Linked DNA regions of Homo sapiens: regions 2 and 3 are each linked to region 1. Evidence: chromatin loops called from intact Hi-C (ENCODE). Cell type or tissue: IMR-90. All regions are shown on one strand.

What was found. Hi-C counts contacts between places; a loop is a spot of excess contacts. Peaks named below come from ENCODE experiments on the same cell type or tissue, not always from the same donor. Only the 100,000 strongest peaks of a DNase experiment are listed, where the experiment ranks them.
Region 2: a loop joins it to region 1, with 5 times the contacts of the local background. A loop is called at or near these places in 2 of 110 quality-filtered maps.
Region 3: a loop joins it to region 1, with 4 times the contacts of the local background. A loop is called at or near these places in 3 of 110 quality-filtered maps.

The regions. Positions count from the first base shown.
Region 1 is chr21:27,697,465-27,705,464 of GRCh38, reverse strand. No RefSeq gene overlaps it. Among named protein-coding and RNA genes, the nearest start is that of LINC00113, 21 kb to the left of the region's middle. In IMR-90, a CTCF peak has its summit at 4,256 (motif pointing right); a DNase peak (open chromatin) is centred at 4,284.
Region 2 is chr21:27,420,070-27,428,069 of GRCh38, reverse strand. The region is part of intron 1 of LOC105372762 (a long non-coding RNA gene); the gene reads left to right. It also overlaps the pseudogene RPL10P1. Among named protein-coding and RNA genes, the nearest start is that of LINC01673, 210 kb to the left of the region's middle. In IMR-90, no CTCF peak of the experiment used is centred here; DNase peaks (open chromatin) are centred at 2,229, 3,679, 4,769 and 5,459; H3K27ac peaks cover 898 bases.
Region 3 is chr21:28,518,835-28,526,834 of GRCh38, reverse strand. No RefSeq gene overlaps it. Among named protein-coding and RNA genes, the nearest start is that of LINC00161, 16 kb to the left of the region's middle. In IMR-90, a CTCF peak has its summit at 4,674 (motif pointing right); a DNase peak (open chromatin) is centred at 4,714; H3K27ac peaks cover 199 bases.

The DNA of each region.
Region 1 (8,000 bases):
TAGGACATATAGCTAATGCATGTGGGGCTTAAAACCTAGATGAAGCCATGAGGAAAAATGTACAAGAAGACATGAAGAAATGTACAAGGCATGAAGAAAAAAGTACAAGAAGGCATGAAGATAAATGAAGTACTCAAAGAATGGTGGAGATGTGTTATAAAGGCACAGAGCCCAGCTTGAAGGGGCTCCCACTGGCCAAATCTGGGGAAATTCATGGTATCTTAATTACACCCTCTTGAATGAAATAGGAATCTACAATACACTCTGAAATAAATAAATGTATAAATGGGAGCTTTCCATTCCTTTTCGAGGATGAATAATATTCCACTCTCTGTGGAGGGGCGGGTGGCGCGGGGGATGTGTTTTCAATTCTTTGAGGCGTATACTTAGAAGTAGAATTGCTGGATCATATGGTAATTCTCTGTTTAACTGACTGAGAGAGCATCATACTGTTTCCTACAGTGGTTGCATCATTTTACATTCCCATCACCAACGAACGAGGGTTCCGATTTCTCTATGTTCTTGCCAACACATTTTTTTTTGTTTCTTTCTTGTCTGAAATAGCCACACTTACTTGTTGAATCTTTTATAATCCCTAAAATTTTATGGAACATTTTTATGGAACAAGATAAATTAAATAGCCTATTTTGTCTGTGATTACTACCTTCTCTTGTTAATCATTTAGCAAGTTATTGAACTCATGCCATGAGCCAAGCACTTCTCTCTATCAGCTAAGAATATAACTAACAGTTTGTTGGCCTGGAGTCCATGAGAATCTGAGCCATCACCAATGCCTTTTTTACCAGGACCTACATATCTGTGTCAAATATTCACATCTGAATAATAAAAGATAAAACTCCATTTTAATGTATTCAGTAAGTATTTCTTGAGTGTGAGACCTCCTGTTTACTGTTTGGTCACAATGATGTATAAGAAGAAAATAGTCTCTACCTTCATGGTACTTACAGACTAATGGAGACACTGATCAAACAAATAAACATGTAACTAAAGCTATAATAGGTGCTAGGAAGAGTAGTTACCCAATAGTTTATAACTCTGTCTGATGAGTCTAACAAAGCTTTCCTAAAAATGTGACATTAGAATGAGAACTAAAGTAGGAATTTACCTTGGAGAAAAGAGAATGGGAGATAAAGAAAAGAGGTTTTTAGCACATGGGAACAGATAGCAGAGTTCTTCTGAATGAAAGAAATATGGTAAAAGAAAGCTAATTTAAGTGGGGCATGGAGTAATCCTAGGGCATAGTAAGTCCTCTGAGGTTAGGGCCCCAAATTATGCACGGCCTTGCAGGCCATATGGAAAGGTTCTGTTCCTTAACCATAAAACAATGTGACTCTATTAACGGATTTTCCGTGAAAGATAGCTATTAAAAGTGGAGATGTCAACTGAGCAGTTTGAGTAACATGCCTGGTGCTCGGAGGAGAGGTCTGAGAGGTGGATGTGAACTTGGAAATTACTAGTATGTGGTTTGTAATAAAAGCCATGTGTACAATTGAGCTTGCCAGACAGAGAACTTAGAAGAAGAAGAAAAGGGAGCCCAGGGCCAAGCCTTGAAAAACCTAGCTGTTAATGTTCTATGTTAGAAGGAGAATGAGATGGAAAATGAGTAGCCAGTAAGACAAATAACAAACAAACCAACAAAACAACAGCAAAAAACAAAGACAAACCCGCAAAAAGACAGAGAGGCTGAAAGTAAAAGGATGAGTGCTTTGAAAGGGCACAGCTAATAGTCCAATAATGTTGGATATTGATGGTATGAGAAGGGAGTGAACAACTGAAACCCTTCTTCCGGATTCAGTAGGTCACCAGTCATTGGTGAGCTCTAGGGAGAAGCCATGCGGAAGGGTACATATTTTATTATAATGAGGCAGGTAGGAGGTGAAACCATCAAGACTAGCACGTGGGACTTTTTTTTCAAGATACTTGGCAGCAAAGAGGTCAGGAAGGTAGGGCAGTGCCTGGAAGAGAGTGTGTGTGTGTTGGACAGAGAGACCATTTCATTTTCGTTTTAGATACAGAGACTTGGATATATTCAAATGCTGATGGAAAAGAATCTTGTACAAGGTAAAGGAGGGGGAAAAATCAAGACACGTACGACCTAGAGAAAGGATAGGTTCAGTGTACAGATAGAGGAAGGAGATGAGAACAGAATGGGTGCAGATGAAGGAGGGTTTACATCTGAATATTCATTTCATTTTTCTCTGTGTCTGTCTACATGACTGGAAATTGGCCACATTTTGAGGGCCTATTTCTTTATATGTAAATTAAAGAATGAGGGCTGAAAAATGTGTATTCCTTTTAATCCTAACATTCATTGAATTGCTTCTTATTTTCAATGCTGTCAATGTCAAAATCCATTTATATCCTACATACCGCTTGATTTTACATAAACTGTTGGTTTAGTCTCTTTTTTTAGCATAATGTGTAGTTTATAAAGATCCTGTGTGTGAACTGTAGTAACAAATAAGATATTTTGTTGATCTCACTAATAAAGGTCCTGGGTATAAGCAGTAGTTATATGGCATTTTAATTTTTTTTTTAAGACAGGTCTCACTCTGGTGGCCCAGGCTGGAGTGCAGTGGTTCGATCTCGGCTCACTGCAGCCTTGACCTCCCAGGCTCAAGTGATCCTCCGACCTCAGCCTCCCGAGTAGTTGGGAACACAGACGTGCACTACTGCACCTAGCTAACTTTTTTTCTACTTTTTGTAGAGACAAGATTTCACCATGTTCCCCAGGCTAGTCTCAAACTCCTGGGCTCAAGTGATTCGCCCACCTTGACCTGCCAAAGTGTGGCATTTCCACAACGACAAGTGCTAAAATTCTCAAGACAATGAAGGAAAAATTTCATGGAGGTTTTCTCATGATTCTAATTCTGGTTTTCTGATGTTCTAACTTCAGATCTTGCTTCTCCAAATTTTTGATATATTATGAACACCCAGGCCTTTCATTAAAGACTTTTAAGAGTCCCAAATCAAATCTTAATGATTAACTGTCTCACCTGACCTCAAGTTTCCTATGGCATATTTTTTTTAAAGTAATAGTAATAGTGGTTGAAGAACTTTGTAACGCAATTTAAGACTCTGGTTTCCATGTCTAAGAAAAAGATAAAATTATATCAAGAATGTTGACATTCATACATACATTTAAAGCCACTGTAAAAGACAGAAGTGATGTCAATGTGGACCAGTTATTGTTTCTTTCGTCCCCTTAGGGTGGTGGTGGTGTTTTTGAGTCCAATTTTGAACCACCTAAATGGAGACCCTGGAAGCATCACATTTTACCAAATGGCCTTATGGCTTCATTATGATGCCAGGATCAGTACTGCCTTTTATAGAGGGAGAAAAGTGCAGTCTTGTTTTAACAAAATAACAGGTAGCATTGGTGACTGTACTTTCCCCAAAGAAAAGGACTGATGACTGTGTCACTGCTTTCTGGCAAAGCAGCTCTTACTCTTGAAGCTCTCTTCGTGTTTCCTCTTTGAATTCCCCTTCTAATTATTCTTTCTCTCAGAATTAGAGACAAAAAAGTGTAGATTCATATTAGAAATAGACTGATACTTTATATATTTCACTTAGTGTTCATGATCCGTTAGACTTTAACATGGATGCTTAAATACAATTTTCTCAGCACCTGGTGAATAAATTTCATCAGATTATTTCCTATTAGAGATCCTCCTTCAAATTTGCCACATCTGTGTTATTTTTTTCCCTTTAGGAAAGAGCAGAAGAATGTGTTGAGAATTAACCCTGTCGTTTCAGTTTGTACATTCCTGTTATACCTCGAGATATTACTTTTTAATTTTAATTTTTATTTCCATGGTTTTGTGGGGTAAGGTGGTTTTTGGTTACATGGATAAGTTATTTAGTGGTGATTTCTGAGATTTTGGTGCACCTGTTACCCAAGCAGTGTACACTGTACCCAATGTGCAGTCTTTTATCCCTCACCCCCCTCCCACTCTTGTTCCCTGAGTCTGCAAAGACCATTACATCATTCTTATGCTTCTCCATCAGTGTCTGTCTCAACATCACGGTGTGCACGTCAAGACAGTACGAAAATGACTTTTTTATTTTATAACTTTTTAATGCTATCTTTCCCGCACTTGATGATGTTGAGACACTGATGGAGATGCCTGGGGCATTACAGGGAAATGTACCTCCAGTAATGCCACGTTTTCTTTTCGAGGTTACTTCTGAACAGCTTTAAAGAGGGCGCTGCCTGCCTCATAGTCTGCAGCCTCGTGGTGACCAGTTGGTCACCAGGGGGCAGGCTTGGATCACAAAAGTGTGTCACCGCTCATTTTTCTTCAAGAGAAAGAAGCGTATTGCTCTCGCTATAAAACTGTGGTGCAATTCATTTTTTACAAACCGGATGGTCGATAAAAATAAGTCATTTTGTATTATAACCATGAACTCAAGATATATCATTCATTTAAAAACTACGTTCTATATTTTTGTAAAATAAAAAAATACATTTTATCAATTCCAATTTTGTTTAATTTTACTCATTAAACATTGATACAGGTGAAGAAAATTTTTTTACAGATAGTTTTTGCCCTCTAATATTAACTGTACAAAGCAAAGTATTGTTGTAACAGTAGAAGAATAAACAGAAACTACTGACTAGCATATGGCAAAATTTGGGATCTCAGATCTTTTAAAAATTATTTTATCATTACAAAAGTAATATCTACTTTATTGTTGAAAACAGAAATTACTGAGCTACAAAAAGGAAAAAAATACTAAGCAGGCTTCATTCCAATATTCGAAGGGAACTATTCTAAGATGTTGGTGCATTTTGTTAAGATGTATTTTAGATCAAGATGCCTCTATTTATCAGTTTGTCTTTCTCAAACTTAGAATCAGGCATTGTGTAACCTGCTTCTACTTTTCACTTAATAGCTTATTGTTGACAAGTTTCCTGTCATTTAATACAATTCTACATTATAACCTGTAGCAGCTTTGCATGATATTGTATCAATGTGCATTATTTACATATTCAATACCTTATTTTAAGCTATTTAAAAAGTTATTTCTAATGTTTTGAGTAGCTCCTTTTAAGTGAAAATGAAACAACTTTTCCAAGACTTATGAAACATAATGCATACAGAGTTAACATTTTTCTTTTTAGACGGAGTCTCGCTCTGTCGCCAGGCTGGAGTTCGATGGCATGATCTCGGCTCACTGCAACCTCTGCCTCCTGGGTTCAAGTGATTCTCCTGCCTCAACCTCCCAAGTAGCTGGGACTGCAGGCACATGCCACCACGCCCAGCTTATTTTTGTATTTTTAGTAGAGACGGGGTTTCCCCATGTTGGCCAGGAAACTCTCCAACTCTTGACCTCTTGATCCACCCGCCTCGGCCTCCCAAAGTGCTGGGATTACAGGTGTAAGCCACCGTGCCTGGCCTAGAGTTAACATTTTTCATATTTAGAACCCTTTTTATACATTAAGGAGAACAATGCAGTTTACCTTCAAAGTAAAGATTAATATTATTTTGGTTACATGGATAAGTTATTTAGTGGTGATTTCTGAGATTTTGGTGCACCTGTTACCCAAGCAGCTGTTATCCAATCTTCAAAGTAAAGATTAATATTAGATAAGGATTCCACACTAATTTAATTTATAGCCTTTTGAAGAAAGATGAATTACAATTTAGAAATCATTTTCACACTTATTTTTGCTATTAATCCTATAACTCTCTTTCTTATGTCATTATGTAAAACCGCATTAAATAATCACTTACCAAAAGAAGTCATTTGAAATATGGTTCCTCACTATGACTAAGAATATAATACATTTATCTTATTCCCATTATTTAAGTCATCCTTATTTAATAGCACTTAGCAATACCTTAGTAGAATGCTTTTCCACATTTTTCACTTGCGTGGGCCAATTAAAACCATAATTCTTAGAATAACTCCTAAACACAAACAATTAAAGCTATTGAGGACTATTCAGGTCTTATAAACTGCAACCCTGCTTTCAAGGTGATGTTTGTGCTGATTTGCATTGTACAAATGATTGTAGAATTAACCAGTGCTTACAATCAGTGTGACATTGGGCAAATTGTTCAAAACATCTTAAACCCCATATTCCTTTTCTATAAAGCAGGATTAGACATATCTATCTTTGCAAAGTTACTGTAAATATTTGAAGTGTTTATTTATTACAAACCTGTGTTGCCTGGCCCGCATTAATGGGCTTTGAAAGTAGGGTAGGCATCTGCTGTGTTACAATGGGCTGCTCTGAAGTCTCATCCTCATTCATAGGAGACAAGATGAGCTCTTGCACTTGATATCAGCCCTCTTCCTCCCTGTAAGGATCAAAAGTAAACTCAGGCATTGCGGTGAAGATCATGCCTAGGTTGTCAATTTCAGTGATCATGAGGGGAGCCACAATATGAGTTAAGACATGGCTTTCTGGGCATTTTTGCCTTCATTAGCAGGGGTCAGGGAGGAGTGAGTGCTGGACCTTCATACATTGCTGGTGGGAATGTAAAATGAGTGGTCACATTGGAGTGCAGATTGGCAGTTCTGCAGAATGTTTAACACAGAGTTACCACATGACCCAGCAATTCCAGTCCTAGATATATGCCCCCTCACACACAAAATTAAAAACTTAAATCCACAAGAAAATCTGTGCACAAATGTCCATTTCACCATGGTTCATAATAGTGCAAAGGGCTATTCAGGAAACAACTTTGACCTATCAATGGAAAATGAAAGTATATTACATCCATAAAACTGATTATTATTTGGTAATTAGAAAATGAACTTCTGATACATGCTACAAACCTTGAAAACATGCTAAGTGAATGAAACCAATACAAATTACTAATGCTGTGTGATTCCATTTAATAAGATGTGTGCAGAAAGGGCAAATCTATAGGAACAAAAGATAGATTAGGGTTGGAAATGGGGAGATGGGGAAGGGCAATGGGAAGTGACTGTAAATAGGTTGAGGGTTTCTTTTTTGGGTGATTAAAATGTTCAAAAATTAGGTTGTGGTAATGGTTGCACAATTTTGTGAATATACAAAAACCCATTGAATTGTACACTTTAAATGGATGAATTGTACCATATATAAATTATACCTTGGTAAAGCTGTTTAAGAAAAAGAAGTGTGAGTTGGCCATGCCTTCCTATGCCCAACCCCACACTGAGGGTTTCACCAAAACCCTCCGGTACTGTTTTCAAGACTCAATCTTGTGTTTTCCTTAGGCCTCCCAATTCCCAAGCCACCCTTTACCTTCACACTGTAAGCATTATAACGCTCTGCATGTGTCCTGTTCCCTTCTCTTCCCTCACTCCTCTCCTGCTAATAATCTCTTTACCTTTTGAGGTGCAGGAAGCCTGTTCCCACCTTAGCATTTTCCCTACAGCCCTCAACTTGTGGCTTCTTCCTCTTCCACAGACCTAGTCGGTCTGGAGTTGATGTAGGTGTTCTCTGCTCCTCAATTCTATGTCCAGACCTCTCCCTTTTTGTTCCCTAAAGACTCTCAACCTTGACTCTTATGTCACCAGATGACATGAGTTCAGTACCTCTTCCGTCATTGTCATCCATCAAGGTTGTTCTTTTGGGTTTCTCAGTGATTTAGTTTGTGGCTTGTCTCTCTCCATCACTCTTAATTATTAGTGATCTGAGTAGCTACAAAAATGATCATTTCAACAAGTTTGCCTTCAAATTCTGTTTGTTTTTTTCTTGCAGTAACAACAACAAGCTCAACCATCCATTTTCATGATCATATCCAGACCTCACTGTTCAGTATATTAGCCATTTTTAGCTACATTTGCCTATTGTTCACTTTAAATGTGGCAATCAGAACTGAGACGTGCTGTAAGTATAAAATACACACTGGCTTCCAAAATAATAATGAATAATCATAATGATAATAATAATAATAGGAAATACCTTATTAAGTTTATTCTGATTGCAAATTGTAGTAGTAATATTTTATCTATCCTGAATTAAGTAAAATATGTTA
Region 2 (8,000 bases), 280 kb after region 1:
GCTGTGAAGCAAGATATTTAGTCACTAAAATAAAGATACAAAATTTAATTGTGCGGCCTGTCTTAAATGTTTACTTCTAATTCCTTGAGGTTTACTTTGTAACACGACCCAATATTTAGAGACAATCTTTTAAAATGGCACTCACATTATTATATATATGTATACATATATACAAACATCATACATACATGTATACATCATATATACGTTTACTTTTCGCATTTAATTCTAACTTTTTAATCAATAGTTAAAAGAAACTACAAGTTCCATTCAAAATGTGGTATAGATATAGATTCACAAAGAATACTACTCAGCCATAAAATGGAATGAAATCTTGTCTTTTGCATTAACATAGATGAACCTGTATGACATTAAGTGAAATAAGCCAGGCACAGAAAGAAAAGTACCACATGATCTTACGCATTTGTGGAATCTAAAAAAGCTGGTGTCACAGCAGTAGAGAGCAAAACCGTGGTTATCAGAGCCTGAGGAGTTGAGGCTAGGGGGAATATATATTTCTTGTGTATATTTTGTTGTTAATTCTATTTTGACTCTATTGTACTCAGAGAATATAAAGTTCAACTATTGATACTAAAAGGGCTATGGATTTTCTTCCATTATTATTATAGATTTGTGAGATACAACTTGAAAAACCTTTATTTCTGCTTTAGCATTTCTAAACTGTGTTGTTCAACTCATTGTTTTTTGTGCTACATGTAGCACAAATATATATTCTCTGAGTACAATAGAGTCAAAATAGAATTAACAACAAAATATACACAAGAAATGATAGAGATAAATAGTACTGATTTGGAAGACTGATGCTTGCATTGATGGATAGCTCGATGAATGAAGGGGTAAACAGATAGTTACAACCCCTACAATCTTTTTAAATAACACTCTTCCAATAAACTTGCAGTTGAAAAATAAGTATTATCACGGAAAGATTATTTAGAAATGAATACGTTGCCTTTCAAAATGTATGTGATATGACTAAGGTAGTTATTAAAATAAAATTAACCTTCAATATATTTATTAAAAAGCAAACAAAATTAAAAATAATTGAACTTAAGCATTTCACAAAAAAAAAGTTGTGAGACAGAAATTTTTTATAGGGGTTTAGATAGAGATGATGACAGACAATTAAGCTCAGGCTACCATGTTTCAAAAGAAGTCATTTTGTTAGATTCAATAAATGGTTATTACCATAATTTGTTAGAGAAATTTTAAATGGTAACCTAAATGTCCTGTAATGCCACATGCTAGTGCTAAACACACACACACACACACACACTTTTTTCCAGTGACATAAAATAAGGATGGCATGTTTACTTTCTGCTGTTTCATTTTGATATATTTTAATTTCCCTATTATCTGAATGTACTACTTCATGATTAGGGTTTTAGAGTAAGCCTATTTTGTATAAGCTAAGAATAAACTTTGTAGAAGAAAACTGAAATCCTGCTCTGGAAAATCTGACATAATTTTTAAAAAGAAGAGTTTGTCAGAGTACATTACTAATCTTAGATCTCCCCTCATTTACAGTTGCCAAGGCTTTTAAAGACAAGATAAAATTTCCTGATTAAATGAACATTCATCTCTGACTGAAACTGACTGAGGGAACATGAGATGAACTCAGGAACAGTATGTGCTCTATTGTCCACGGTCCCCCCACCAGAGCTATACACACATGTCAATTTATTTATAACAATGTAAATACCACATTCTAGCCAGAGGGTGTGATATGTCCAATTGGGCAAATGTTCAGTCATAGTCTAATAAGAAGATGGGGAGCTGGGTTTCAGAGGACCTCTGAGTATCTTTTTTGTTTCTTTAGGGAATGCATTATATTTACTCAAATAATTTTCTCTTTTACCTATAAGCAAGATTTGAAGAAAATAGATAAAAAATAAAATTTTCTCCTATTACCATGCAGGTTATTGCTCTTATTTTTTGTTTTCATTTTGTTTTGGTTGTTCTGCTTTATTTTTGCTTCTTGGATAGCACTTAATGTTTCCAAGGATCTCTTATTAAGCACATGAGAGTCAAATGGCTTTAGCAGAGAGGATGAACTGGATAACCATCAGCGCCATGCTTCAATTCAAAGCAGTTTCCTAGTGTTTTTCACCATAAATTTGAGAAAGTTCCATTTGAGAATCCTTTCCGTGTAAGCTGGTTGTGGTTTTTCAATGCCAGGGATGACAAAGGTGAAATTAATGCACCCAGCTGCTTCCCACGTGCTGGGCTTACAGAGGACAGTTTCCAACTTCCTTTGCCTGCTAGGCCCTCCCCTGTATCACTCCCTTCCATCTCCCCCTCTGAGAATGACAGCCCTGGCTTGGTCTCAGTGACCTGGGGTAACTGCCATGAAGCAACTTTTGATAAGAAACAGGATGTACAATGGTTCCTCTGAAATAAAATTGGATTAAAAGTGCACCCTCCCATGCCGTATGCCAGGCATAGCACTAGATGCAGACATCTGACTATATCATCAATTTTACAATTACCTGATGAAGTAAATACGACAACAAGAAATGAAACAAATCTTTGAAAGGATGAAGAAAATTCCTGTTATCAAATTACCAGCTGGGTAATTAGTGAGCTGCTGGTAGGGGAAAGAATTTTGAAGTCAGGTTTTTCTGACTCGGCATCTTATCTTTTTTCTTGCTCTTGAGGCCATGTTGCAGAGAAAGAGGGTGAGAGAGAGAAAGAGGATGCTGGAAAGTCTTAGGCTAAATAGTGCCCCCTTTCTGCCACACACACAGAAAAATCCATGACCAAATCCCTAGAACCTGTAAATAGCTGCTTATAGTACATGGCAAAAAAAAAAAGAAAAGAAAAGAAGAAAGGAAGAAAGAAAGAAAGAAAGAAAGAAAGGGAGGGAGGGGGAAGGAAGGAAGGAAGGAGGAAGGAAGGAAGGAGGAAGGAAGAAAGAAGGAAGGAAGGAAGAAAGGAAGGAAGGAAGAGGAAAGAAAGAAACCAACGAACAACAACAATAACAAAAAAATGATTGCAGATAAAATGTTAGGACACAGGCTTTAATATAGGGTAATTTTTAGGTTACAGACTTCAAAGTAGGGATTTTTTTTTTTTTTTTTTTTTAATTATCTGGAGAGACACAATCTGATCACATGAGCCCTTCAAAGCAGGGAATTTTCCCTGCCTGGTGTCAGAGAGATGTGGTGAAAGAGGAAGGCAGAAGGGGAAGTCACACAGCTTCCAAATATGAGAACCATTCAACTTCCACATGCCTCTGCTGGTTCTAGATAGGAGGTGGCCACAAACAAGGACTGGAAAGAGAATTCTAGGAAATACAACCAGTTCCCAGCTGACAGAGTACAAGGAGATGGGAACCTCATGCCTACAACCACAAGAAACTGAATTCTGTCAATAGCTTCATCCTTTCCCACTGTCTCTGGTAAGAAGCCCCACTCTTCTGATACCTCAATTTTAATCCAGAGAAACCGAGGCAGATTGGAGACGAAGCTCAGTTTCAAGTCACCTAGCGGAGTCTTTTATGCATTCTCACTGATCACAGAACTCACACCATTACCTCACTTACATCACCATTTAAACATGTCTTTACTTAAAGAATTCCAGGAACTGGCCTTAGGAGATAACCAAGGTTGCAGAGTGTCCCACCTCAGGAAGGAATGCAGCCTTGTTGCCACTGGCCAGACCACCAGATGGTTCATTACTCAACCATTGCAACCAGATAATGCTAGCCTGTGCTCTACCCTTTATGTGCTTTGTCCAGCCCAACTTGCATGTCAATTTCCATGCTTTGCCTAACAAAAAAGCCCTACAGCTCTTCTAGTGGAATTAGGGAATTCTCTCTCTTTCTCTCTTGCTGTCTCCCTTATGCCCTGGCACAAGCTCCAGTGAAGACTTGTCTGGGAAAACTCTTTTTGCCTCATATCAAAGAACCTGTTGCCAGTAATGAAATCAGTGTCAGACTTTGGACCTATGTATTTAAGGTGGTAAGTCTATAGTGATGTGTTATGTACAGCAGGACTAGAAAACTAATAAAGGCAGACAGTTGAACACAGATATGCACACGCTCACACACACATATTTTTTAACACTTCAAATTAAGGAATATTGATGCTTAATTGCGGTGGCAACTTGACCTTTGAGCTCCCAAAGCAGACAAATTAGGCACACCTAAATTGCAAGCCTAAATCTTAAAATGAACAAGTATCTTAAATATACCACTTAATATTCTGTATGTTCCCCATCTCTCTTCACTCATAAACACAAAGCAAGAGTAGGTACACAGTAAAAGAAGAAATTTGTACAATTTCTCCTCTTTTATTTATTTAAAGAGTTTTTAAGAGGAAACAAAATATATACAAATAAATAACTTGATAGTGACTTTTAAAACCATGGCACATAGCATCATTAAAAGCATCCTTGAAAGCCTTAACCACGGTGTCATGGTGTAAAATTATTTATGTGCATTTTTACCTCTTCTCCCTTGGGTATCATCTTCTCCTAATCTGGGAACATGGCACATGCAAAGAGCATTTTACCAGGAAAATCAAAGCTCTGAAAATGTGCAATGGAAAAGAAAACATCTTGGAATTGCTTTTATTTTAGTGCTGTGATAAAAAATTTTTTCCAGTCACCCTCATTGATGTTCAGATGATTGAATTAAGTTGAGACATTCTGGTCAGGAGGTGAAAACAACCATGGGTGTTATTGGCTCCCATCGGAAAGTTCACTGTCCCAACATTACATGATCCCTGAGTCAAGCCCAAAACATGCGCCACGCCGTCCCTGTAGCTCAGAGCTCACCAGCTGACCACAGCTGGAATTTGTAGGCCAGTAGAAAGCAGGGAAAAGGAGGTAGGCACTGAGCTGTTTTGTAGCCTGGAGGAGGCCTGCAGTTGCCAAGGATAATAGCATGGCAAACACTTTGCTACTGACAGCCTGGATTCAACTTTCTCACCATAATTCTGCCAAGCAAGGCTGGTAAAAGTTCAGAAAGCACTACTAGGAATAATTAAAGCAATGGAGGATTTATTTTGTATGGAGAGATTAAAGGAATTTTACATGTGTTATTTGGCTGTGCAAACATGAAATGGGAATACGAAAATTATCAACAAATATTTGGATGGTTTAAATTATTGGGAGGGAGATGTGAACGTTAAATAATAAGGCATGATATTGTGCCACCATGCACCCAACCTAAGAGAAATACATTTGAAAAAAAACCATTTCAGATGAAAACTTATATAAAAAGGTACAAAGATTAAACACTATATTCCCATATTAAGGAAAAGATTAAAGGATATCATCAGAGTTTTCCAAGTCTTAGTCAGTCCCTCTGAGATAGGTGGCAGGATGTAAACACAGTGCTGTTTTTTAGACAGAAAGACTCCGTGTGTGTGCCTATGAATGCACTTAGCATTGTATCATGGGGTAAGCCAGAATGTATTTTTTTTTAACTTTTATTTTGAGGTAAAGCTGATTCATTGTGTCCATAAGACACTCATAAAACACTCTTGCCATTTCCAGACAAGCTGAAAGCTGGTACAGCATTAGCAAGTTACTGCTGAGAAAGAGATCATGTGTCCCTCAGAAGTGTGTGCTCCATCAATTCCCCCCAAACTAGGTGGCAAAGCAGATTCATTTTTCTCCTAATCATCTTGCTCCAGTGCGAAGTTCCTCATCCTTAGTGGGGAGTAACAGATATGCTGATGTAAAAAACGAACAGGCCAGTCACAGTGGCTCACACCTGTAATCCCAGCACTTTGGGAGGCTGAGATGGGTGAACCAATTGAGGTCAAGGAGTTCAAGACCAGCCTGGCCAACATGGTGAAACCCCATCTCTACCGAAAAAATACGAAAATTAGCCAGGTGTGGTGGTGGGCGCCTGTAGTCCCAGCTATTCAGGAGGCTGAGACAGGAGAATCCCTTGAACCCAGGAGGTGGAGGCTGTAGTGAGCTGAAATTGTGCCACTGCACTCCAGCCTGGGGCATAGAGCAAGATTCTGTCTCAAAAAAAAAAAAAGTGTTTTATTTTCCTTACTTTCCTACAACTTCCTCAGCATATAAAAGAATACACACAGTAACACTGGAAAGCCGAACAGTAGAGGGTCCCCACGACAGAGCAAAATTGCATGAGCTGAGGTCCACAACCAAGTTTTTACCTCTTCCCTCTCCTCCCATGGGTACCATTCCACTGGTTACATCATAAGACACTAGGGAATATGGTTGTTGTTTCCTTGGGTAATCTGTTCTCAAGAACTTGCAAAACGGACCTCAGATTAGCATGCCACCCATCATTTAAAAGCCAAGAAAAACAATAGTTGGCTTCCAAGTAAAGACAGGAAGATAAGAAAGAAATCAATTTTAAAATTTCAGTTAGGAGCAATAAGTTCAGGACTCAGTGATCATACTTAACAGCAATGTACTATGTGCCAAAAGGGTAGATTTTAAGTGCTGTCACCACAAAAATGGTAAGTGTGTGAGGAAATGGAATATGATAATTAGCCTGATTCTGCCATTCCATAGTGTCTAGATATATACCCAAGATATATGTTGGATATATATTGTACATGTTGTACAGCATAAATATATACAATTCAGCCGGGCGTGGTGGCTCAGGCCTGTAACCCCAGCACTTTGGGAGGCCGAGGCGGGCAGATCACGAGGTCAGGAGATCGAGACCATCCTGGCTAACACAGTGAAACCTTCTCTCTACTAAAAATACGAAAAAAAAAAAGAAAATTAGCCTGGCTTGGTGGCAGGCACCTGTAGTCCCAGCTACTTGGGAGGCTGAGGCAGGAGAATGACGTGAACCCAGGAGGCGGAGCTTGCAGTGAGCCGAGATTGCGCCCCTGCATTCCAGCCTGGGCAACAGAGCAAGACTCCGTCTCAAAAAAAAAAAAAAAGAAAAAAAAATATGCATATAACACTTCTATTTGTCAATTAAACATAAAAAATAAAAATAAATTGAGGTAAAGTACATAAATTATTATATTAATAAGAATTCATGCTCTCTTTCCCTTGAGAGCACTACTGAAGATCCTGGTGTCGCCATGGGCCGCCGCCCCGCGGGTTGTTACCGGTATTGTAAGAACAAGCCGTACCCAAAGTCTCGCTTCTGCCAAGGTGTCCTTGATGTCAAGATTCGCATCTTTGACCTGGGGCGGAAGAAGGTAAAAGTGGATGAGTTTCCGCTTTATGGCCACATGGTGTCAGATGAATTTGAGCAGCTGTCCTCTGAAGCCCTGGAGGCTGCCCGAATTTGTGCCAATAAGTACATGGTAAAAAGCTGTGGCAAAGATGGCTTCCATATCCGGGTGTGGCTCCACTCCTTCCACGTCATCCGCATCAACAAGACGTTGTCCTGTGCTGGGGCTGACAGGCTCAAATAGGCATGCGAGGTGCCTTTGGAAAGCCCCAGGGCACTGTGGCCGGGGTTTGTATTGGCCAAGTTATCATGTCGATCCTCACCAAGCTGCAGAACAAGGAGCATGTGATTGACGCCCTACGCAGGGCCAAGTTCAAGTTCCCTGGCCGCCAGAAGATCCACATCTCAAAGAAGTGGGGCTTCACCAAATTCAATGCGAATGAATCTGAAGACATGGTGGCTGAGAAGCAGCTCATCCCAGATGGCTGTGGGGTCGCCTACATCCCTAGTCATGGCCCTCTGGACAAGTGGCAGGCCCCGCACTCATGAGGGCTTCCACTGTGCTTCCCCCTCTTAATACTCACCAATAAATCCTACTTCCTGTCCATCTAAAAAATAAAAATAAATAAATAAATAAATAGAATTCATGAAAATGTTTGTCCCTAGGCAACCTCAGTGCTTTAGATTGCTCTGAGATCCTACAGTTGAACACTAACTTGTTTAAACTTTATCTCATGCTGTATAGTATATGTCCTACTCACATTATAGACTAGGAGGCTCTGGCCTACACATCGAGCATCTAAGAGTGTTAGGTTACATCTAGTGTGGTGTTAACCCACGGGATCCCATGTTCTTCATC
Region 3 (8,000 bases), 820 kb before region 1:
GTGAATTATTCAGGGTAACTCTAGCTTCCATAAACCCCAATATTTTTATAATTTAAACAAAACTAAAGTTTCTCTGTTGTTCACGTAACAGTTAACAGGTTAGAAAAGCAGTCCCTCCTCATGCAGTAATTCAGGAAACCTGGTAAATGGAAATTCTTCAACGTGCAATTTCTGAGTAACCCTGGGTGAGAAATAATGTGCCCAGGAAGAAGAGTAGACAATGATATTTGGTGAACAGGTAGCAGATCCTTCCACAAATAGTTTATTACCACTGCTATAATTTTATTAACAATCATCCTCTTTATGCAAATGATTGTTCTAGTTAGTTTATTAAGCTACCACTTATTCACATGAATAATTCTAATAAAATTCTTCTACCAGACACCGAGGTGAGATAAATGACACTTTGGTAAGGATCATGACTTTGGTAAGGACTCAGGGAAGAAGGCAAATCACCTTTCGGTCATGGAGCATTTTGAAGGGAGAATAGTTTTCACATTGTGGGACTTCTGTTATTCAGAAAAAGGCTTAAGGCATTGAATTTTTTAGGATGTTGGGGAGATAAGTGACCAGAAAGGCGTAAAGGCAGACAGAAAAAGAAATGTGAGGTTCTGGAGGACAAGCTTTGCATCTTTGTCATTGGCTGCTCATGGCACAAGTTTTCAGGGAATGAACAGAGTGTTCTTGAGAGGTAGCATCTTGAGGCCACCCTGGAGCAGGAGCCAATTGCCTTTCAGGCAAAGTGACTCGCTTTCTTTTTGAACAGTTTCCAAAATAATATTAATAACAAAAATGATGGAGACAGTAGATTACAGAGCTCTAGAATTTCAGTGATAGAAATGAGAAAGCGATTAAATTGAAAATGTTTTCTTCTGGCAGATCAAGCTGTAGTTGTGTGGTTATAAATTCTGCATACTCATTGAGTCTTGGAACTCATGGAGATTGAGTCTTGGAGGAAAAATAAGCAAAAGAAAGATAAATTCGTTCCTTAAAAGACAAATTTCCTTAAAATTGTAATTTCAGGGGAAAATGTATGTCAGGTAAGAAATTAGTAATTTTGAAGAATCCTTCTATGTCTAGAAATTTAAGTTTCCCAATTGCTCCATGTACCAATTAGATATCTATTGAGCCAAAAACAGGAAAGCTAAGGTGTACTATAGTCTCTCAAGTAGTTCAGAAACACCAATTCACAGCCTAAGACAGTATATAATGAAGGAAAAATGTCTAGGACTCATTGCAGATATATGGTTCATTCTCTGGGGAAATTAGAGGATTAGCAAATCAGTTATCTATTGCTAAAATAATGCTGCATAGCAAACCATTCAAAAACTTAGTGGTTTAAAACAAAAATTATTTATTATTTCTCACAAGTTTATAGTTTGGCTAGTTGGTTATTTTCACCTAGGCCAGAAATATATGCTCTTGGTTTGGCTGATTCACACATCTTCAGTCAAATGGTAGGCCAGCTGGAGTTTGCTGTTCTAGAATGGCCTCAACCTGGATGATAAGGCTCTGCTCCATGTGGTCTGTCATCTTCCAACTGCTCTTGTGATCTCGTTCTTGTGAGGAAGACAAAGGAGCAAGAGAGAGAGGTCTTTGCTTAAAACTAGTATGCTGTTACTTGCATTACATTTTACTGGACAAAGTGAATCACAAGGTAGGCTAAGTTTCAAAGAATAGGAAAACAGACTCTACTTTTCGATGAGAGAAATTTTAAAGCCACCTGGAAAGGGTATGGATACAGGGAGATGTAGAGAATTAGGGCCATGTTTGCAAACAGTTTATTTCATTGAATTTTATCAAGGAAATCTTGGTAGAGGAAGGTACAACTTAGCTTGAGCTTTGAAAGTAAAGGAAAGAATAGGGGGCATTTTTTTAGGCAAGGATAACAACATAAATGAAGCCTGTAGTAGTAGTTTAATAGAAAGAAGGAGTTTGGTTCTACAGCGTGTGATACAAAATTAGGCATGTATTGAGCTGCTTCGGGGGGGCTAAACTGGCTTATATTTAGTATAAATCAGAATATCTGTACAGAATAGATCATAAATTCATCAATTAAGATATGGAAATATACTTATACGTGGTGTTTAAACTCCTGCATGATGGGATGTGTGCGTTTGTTTTTATTTGCCTTTTATGCCTGAGGACAATGCTGCTGTCTTCTTAAATTCAGCACCTATTGATTACCCCAGATAAAAAGTTCTCTTCACTAGCTCCATTTTATTTATGACTTATAGCAGGGTTACAGATTGTAAATACCCTTACACATTGTTTGAGAGCAGGGTGGTCAACCCTAATAGTCTATTTAAAATCTCAAAGGTTCAAAGAAGTATCTCTGAGAGTTGTGCAGAGATATAGTACAGGCTCTATTCCCGCCAGAAACGTGTACATGAAACTTAAAAAGGAAGGGGCTTCTCTATCTTAGAAATTCTCATACTTTTTGATCTTAGGACCTTCTTACATTGTTAGAAATTTGAGGATCCCAAAGAGTTTCTATTTCGGTTGGTTCTTTCTGTTGCTATTTACTGTATTTGAAATTAATATTGAGAAAATAAAAAATATGTATTTACTAATACATTACAAATAATAGTAATGGACAAAAGCAATTAATGAAAAATACTAAATTTATTTCCATAAATGACATATTTCTGTGAAAAGTAACTATTTTTTGAAACAAGGAAAGTGAGAAAACGTCATTGTTTCACATTTTTGAAAATCTTTTATGTCTGGCTTAATAGAAGACAATTTCTTTTATCTGCTTCTGCATTCAGTCTATTACAACATGTTATTTTGGATGAAACATATAAAGAAACTTTGGCTTCATGCAGATCTTTAGATGGAAGCGGGAGAAAACTGTAGGGTCTTAAGAACCGTATTTGGAAAACGCTTCTGTTTAAGAGCTCCATAAGATTTATCATGGCAGAAAAAATAAAAATTAAGAATGCAAAAAGAACATGTAACAAATTGTGATGTTTTTCTCCCCAAAGTAGGCTATTCATTGTGAATTTCCAAAAAAAAAAAAAGAACACCTATTTCCTCTAATTTATTAATTTGTTATAACAACAACAACAAAAAAAAATTATGATTTTTGGGCCAGTGCCCCAAATCTCTTAGTCATCATGCCAAAAATGCAACAAAATAGAATGTTAACCATGGGAAAAAGTTTCAAAGGATCTGACCAAATGCCCAGGATGAATTTGATAAAACGGTGACCTTACTCACATATAGCTTACTTAATAGTCAAGGGATTTTTTTTTTCACCGCTCAAAAAATTCCAGCCAATTTCACTGATATTCTTCCTTGTTCCAGAAACTTCCTCAAAGTTGACCTTTCATTCTCTGGTGACCTGGGCAAGAATTTCTCAGAAACCAAAAGCCTGGCTGTTCAGTTGGTTTGGGAGTGGCATTTCCTAAAGTTTTGATTGGAAAAGAAACCTGGAGTTCTAACAAATTCATTTTTAAAGAAATGAATTGAAGTTTCTTTGCCAAATGCCATATGCAAAGTTTATTACTAATTCTTAATAAACGTAATGCAATTGATAGAGAACGTGAAAGTGAATTATTAGTTCTGGTTTTAAAATCCCATTATATGATCTATATATTTCTGCTCCACTTTTAAAAGTTGCTAGTGATATTGGTATGCATCAAACCCTTGTGGTAGATTATACATGATCGAATAAATGATTTTAAATAACAAGAATTTTATAATCCAATTATAAAAATATACAATATTTAAAAATAAGACAAACGCAGAAGGAGAGATAATCACACAGTCTTCTCCAAAAGCTACCACTCTGTTTTTTTGCATTTAATTTTATTGGCATTATTAACAAAAACATACCTTACTCTGATTTACAACTTTACTTTTTGCTTTAGATATATGATGATTTTTTTCCCTTACATTAACCATAGACATAGTTTTTAGAAAAAAATGAAACAGACAACATATTTGAGGAGATGGGGGTCTATGTTTACATGTAAACAATGACTTAGAAAATTTGTAAAAAGTGACCTCAGAGGGACAAAGGGGAAACAAATCCCTTGGAAGCCTTGGATCCTCCCAGGCAGCTGTGGCTCTGTGTTTCCTTCCTATTAAGAGGGATGTGTGGTTTGTATTGTCCTCCTGGGAGAATAATTCTGTCATTTCCATTAGGAAGATGATTTATTGAGGGCAGTTCCTTTTTAAGATTGAACAGGAAAACCAGTGTTGCAACCTGATGGTGCTATTTCCTTTGTAAAACGCTTCAGTGCTGAAGTTGTAGCAATTACCTTGGCCTTGAACTGAATCACAGACACCTCTCTGATCCCTTCTGTAACCTTATCTGGTAACACACAACGGTAACCACTGTGTCCTCTTGGTTTGAGGTGGGTGAGAATCAGGGCATACAACTCCCAGATTTCTCATAAGAGGGCATCCAGCCCTGTAACAGATATCCCCCAAGGCCATCGTGGAGCAGCCGGGATGCTGCGTAGGGGTTACAAATGCAGATGCAGTTGTTAAAGGGAATTTGACTGCAGCTGGAAAATAATTTTCTAAGAAGGCATATGGCAAAACGTTTTGCTTCCGTGTACCAATATCTCTGCGTGCCTCCTTTATTCCTCATTGAACCTCGGGGAATATTTAATAGTTCAGTCCTTCTTTTAAAGGTATGGTGAAAGGCAGCATCACTGCATCCCAGCAGAGGGCAGTTTCCTCAAGCCTATAGTACACCATTGCAGGTCTCATTCATGCTCAGATGGTGGTTGTTCACACCTTGTTCTTAAGAAAAGTAAACTTGTATTCAGTGACCTAGTTACACAGCAGCTTGGGCTGTGCTAAACAGTCATTCATTCAGATACTTCCTTTAGAAAACTAAAGTGAATCCAGTTGCGGTTTGCAGAAACAAGCTCCACAATGAGAGTAAAGAGATCTGGGTACTGGTCTTGGATTTGTCACTAAATAGCCATTGTGCTGGTGACATTAAGCAAGTCACTTTAGCTCAATTCTGCATCTCTGGTGAGGGGTTTTGGACAGCATGACCTGAAGATTTTAGATACAGTAGAATTTTCACATAATACCTCTATAACCCTGATAAAAATATATTTCGTAGCTGAGGGTTTGGAGTTAAAGAAATAGAGATTCTTCTTTAAAGTAATGCTAATTCAGATAGTTTACCTGGTTTGCAATATAAGCTTTATAGGTTATCCCTCTTCTACAATTGCTGAACTAAACCATCTTATATATTAGGAAAACTCAATTGGGCATGACTGTGAGAGTGAGAAGAACAGATTTCTGGGCCTGTGTTGGCTTCTCTCTAGCTATATGACTTTAGGTGAATCACCCCAACCTTCTGATTTCCAGTTTTCTCATTAGCAAAATGAATGGGTTGAATTAGATCAATGTTTCCTCCAAAAGGACCTGTGATTAAATGAGTCTGGGGGAAAAGGAGGTAAAGATAAGCAGGGGTCTATACTGCATTGATTCTGAAACCATTTCCACAGAGTCATCCACCACAGATTTACTGGGAGCTGCCTGTCTGGTAAGACCTTTTCCAGGGTAACCTACTTTAAACAGTAAACAACTGTTCAGCCTGTCATTGACCAATCAGAATGAATGCTGGCTGCAACTCTGAAGTGGCTCTGAGACCCCCTCTACTAGTCTGTTCTCATGCTGCTGATAAAGACACACCCAAGACTGGGTAATTTATAAAGGAAAGAGGTTTAATTCTCACAGTTCTACATGACCGGGAAGGCCTCACAATCATGGCAGAAGTGAAGGAGGAGGAAAGTCATGTCTTACATGGTAGCAAGAAGAAGGGCTTGTGTAGTGGAACTCCCACTTATAAAATCATCAGATCTCATGAGACTTATTCACTACCACGAGAAGAGTATGGGGGAAACCACCCCCATGATTCAATTATCTCCACCTGGCCCCACCCTTCACACATGGGGATTATTACAGTTCAAGGTGAGATTTGGGTGGGGACACAGCCAAACCATATCACCCCCAAGTGGAATCTGGTATTTGTTTCTGGATCCTGGGGAGTCTGGATGCTCCTTCAGTGGTTACTTATCAGTCAGCATGGAAGTATGTCAATATTTTCACAACTGGTATGGCCCTACCTACCTGCACACTCTCACCCCTGTGCTGTCCGAGGTTGCAGTGCCTTCTCTAGCCTTGTCTCAGAATATATGATCCAGGACCAACAGCGGCAGCAGCCCTGAGAGCTTGTTAAAAATGCTAATTCCTGGATTCCACCCAGACCTTCTTAATCAGAATCTGCACTTCTGCAAGACCCCCAGGTGATTACTGTGTTCTTTACAATTTGAGAATCACTGGCATGCAAAACAGGTCTGGTTTATTTAAAATGCACAGGGCTGATTTGCTGATGTCTACAGGAGGGCAAATAGCTTGAGCCCAGGAGTTTGAGACCAGTCTGGGCAACGTGACAAACCCCCCTCTCTCCAAATATACTGGGTAAATCTGTGGTGGATGACTCTGTGGAAATGGTTTCAGAATCAACGCAGTATAGACCACTGCTTATTTTTACCTCCTTTCCCCCCAAACTCATTTAATCACAGGTCCTTTTGGAGGAAACATTGATCTAATTCAACCCATTCATTTTGCTAATGAGAAAACTGGAAATCAGAAGGTTGGGGTGATTCACCTAAAGTCAAATAGCTAGAGAGAAGCCAACCCAGGCCCAGAAATTAGCTGGGTATGGTGGCGCATGCCTGTGGTCCCAGCTACTTGGGAGGCTGAGGCAGGAGAATCACCTGAGCCCAGGGAGGTCAAGGCTGCAGTGAGCCATGATGGGGCCACTGCACTCCAGCCTGGGCAACAGAGTAAGACCCTGTTTCAAAAAAATAAATAAATAATAAAAAAATAAAGTGTAGTCTCTTTATGATGACTTGGCATAGAACCCTTTTATGATGGAATATATTGTGGGATGAGTGGTCAGTGAAATACATTTTGGAAAACATTGAACAAGATATCTGAAGTTCTCTCTAACTCTAAAATTCAATGATTCTGAGACAGTTAAATGTTCTCACATTTCTCATTTGTTCATAATATTCTTCAAATCAGTTCTACTATAAATTGGATTTACCATTGCCTTTGGGCACTCAAATGTCAATAAAGATTGGGGATATTTTTAGAACTTTGATTTTAATTTCTGAGATATTAAATTGATAAGGAAATGAAAATAATCTGGAACCCAGACAATATGTTTTGTAGGGGCCTAGAGTTTTTTAAAAAAATTATTTATATCTTATCATAGTTTATTTTTTACTGTAGTGAAATGCATATAACATAAAACTTACCATTTTAACCATGTTTAAATGTATAATTCAGTGACAATATGTACATTTACCATGGTGTGTGATAATCACTGGTCTCTATTTCCGGAGCTTTTTCATGATCACAACTGAAATTCTGTACGCATTAAACAATAAATCCCCATTCCCCCCACTTCAGCCTGTGGTAACCTCCATTCTACTTTCTGTCTTTGTGAATTTCACCATTCTAGGTACCTCATATGAATGAAGTTATACAATATTGTGTCTGCCATCTCATTTAGCATAATGCTTTCAAAGTTATCTATATTGTAACATGCATCAGGATTTCATTCTTGTACGTGGCTAGATAATACTTCATTTTATGTGTATACCGCGTGTTGTTTATTCATTCGTCTGTTGATAGATACTTGGGTTTCTAACTGGCTATTGTGAATAATACTGCTACAAACATTGGTCTGTTTGAGCCTCTGTTTTAATTCTTTGGGGTCTATGTCTAGTCATGGAATTGCTGGATCATGTGGTAATTCTATGTGGAGACTCTGAACTGTTTTCTATGGTGGCTGCAGCATGTTACATTCTCACCAACGATCCACAAGGATTACAATTTCACCACACCCTTACCATGAAAGTGTTTAAAGAAAACGTTTATTTGATCCATTCTTGCTTGAGATTTGTTTTTGCAAGTGTTCACTGAAAAGAAAAGGATCAGTAGATCTGGCTAAG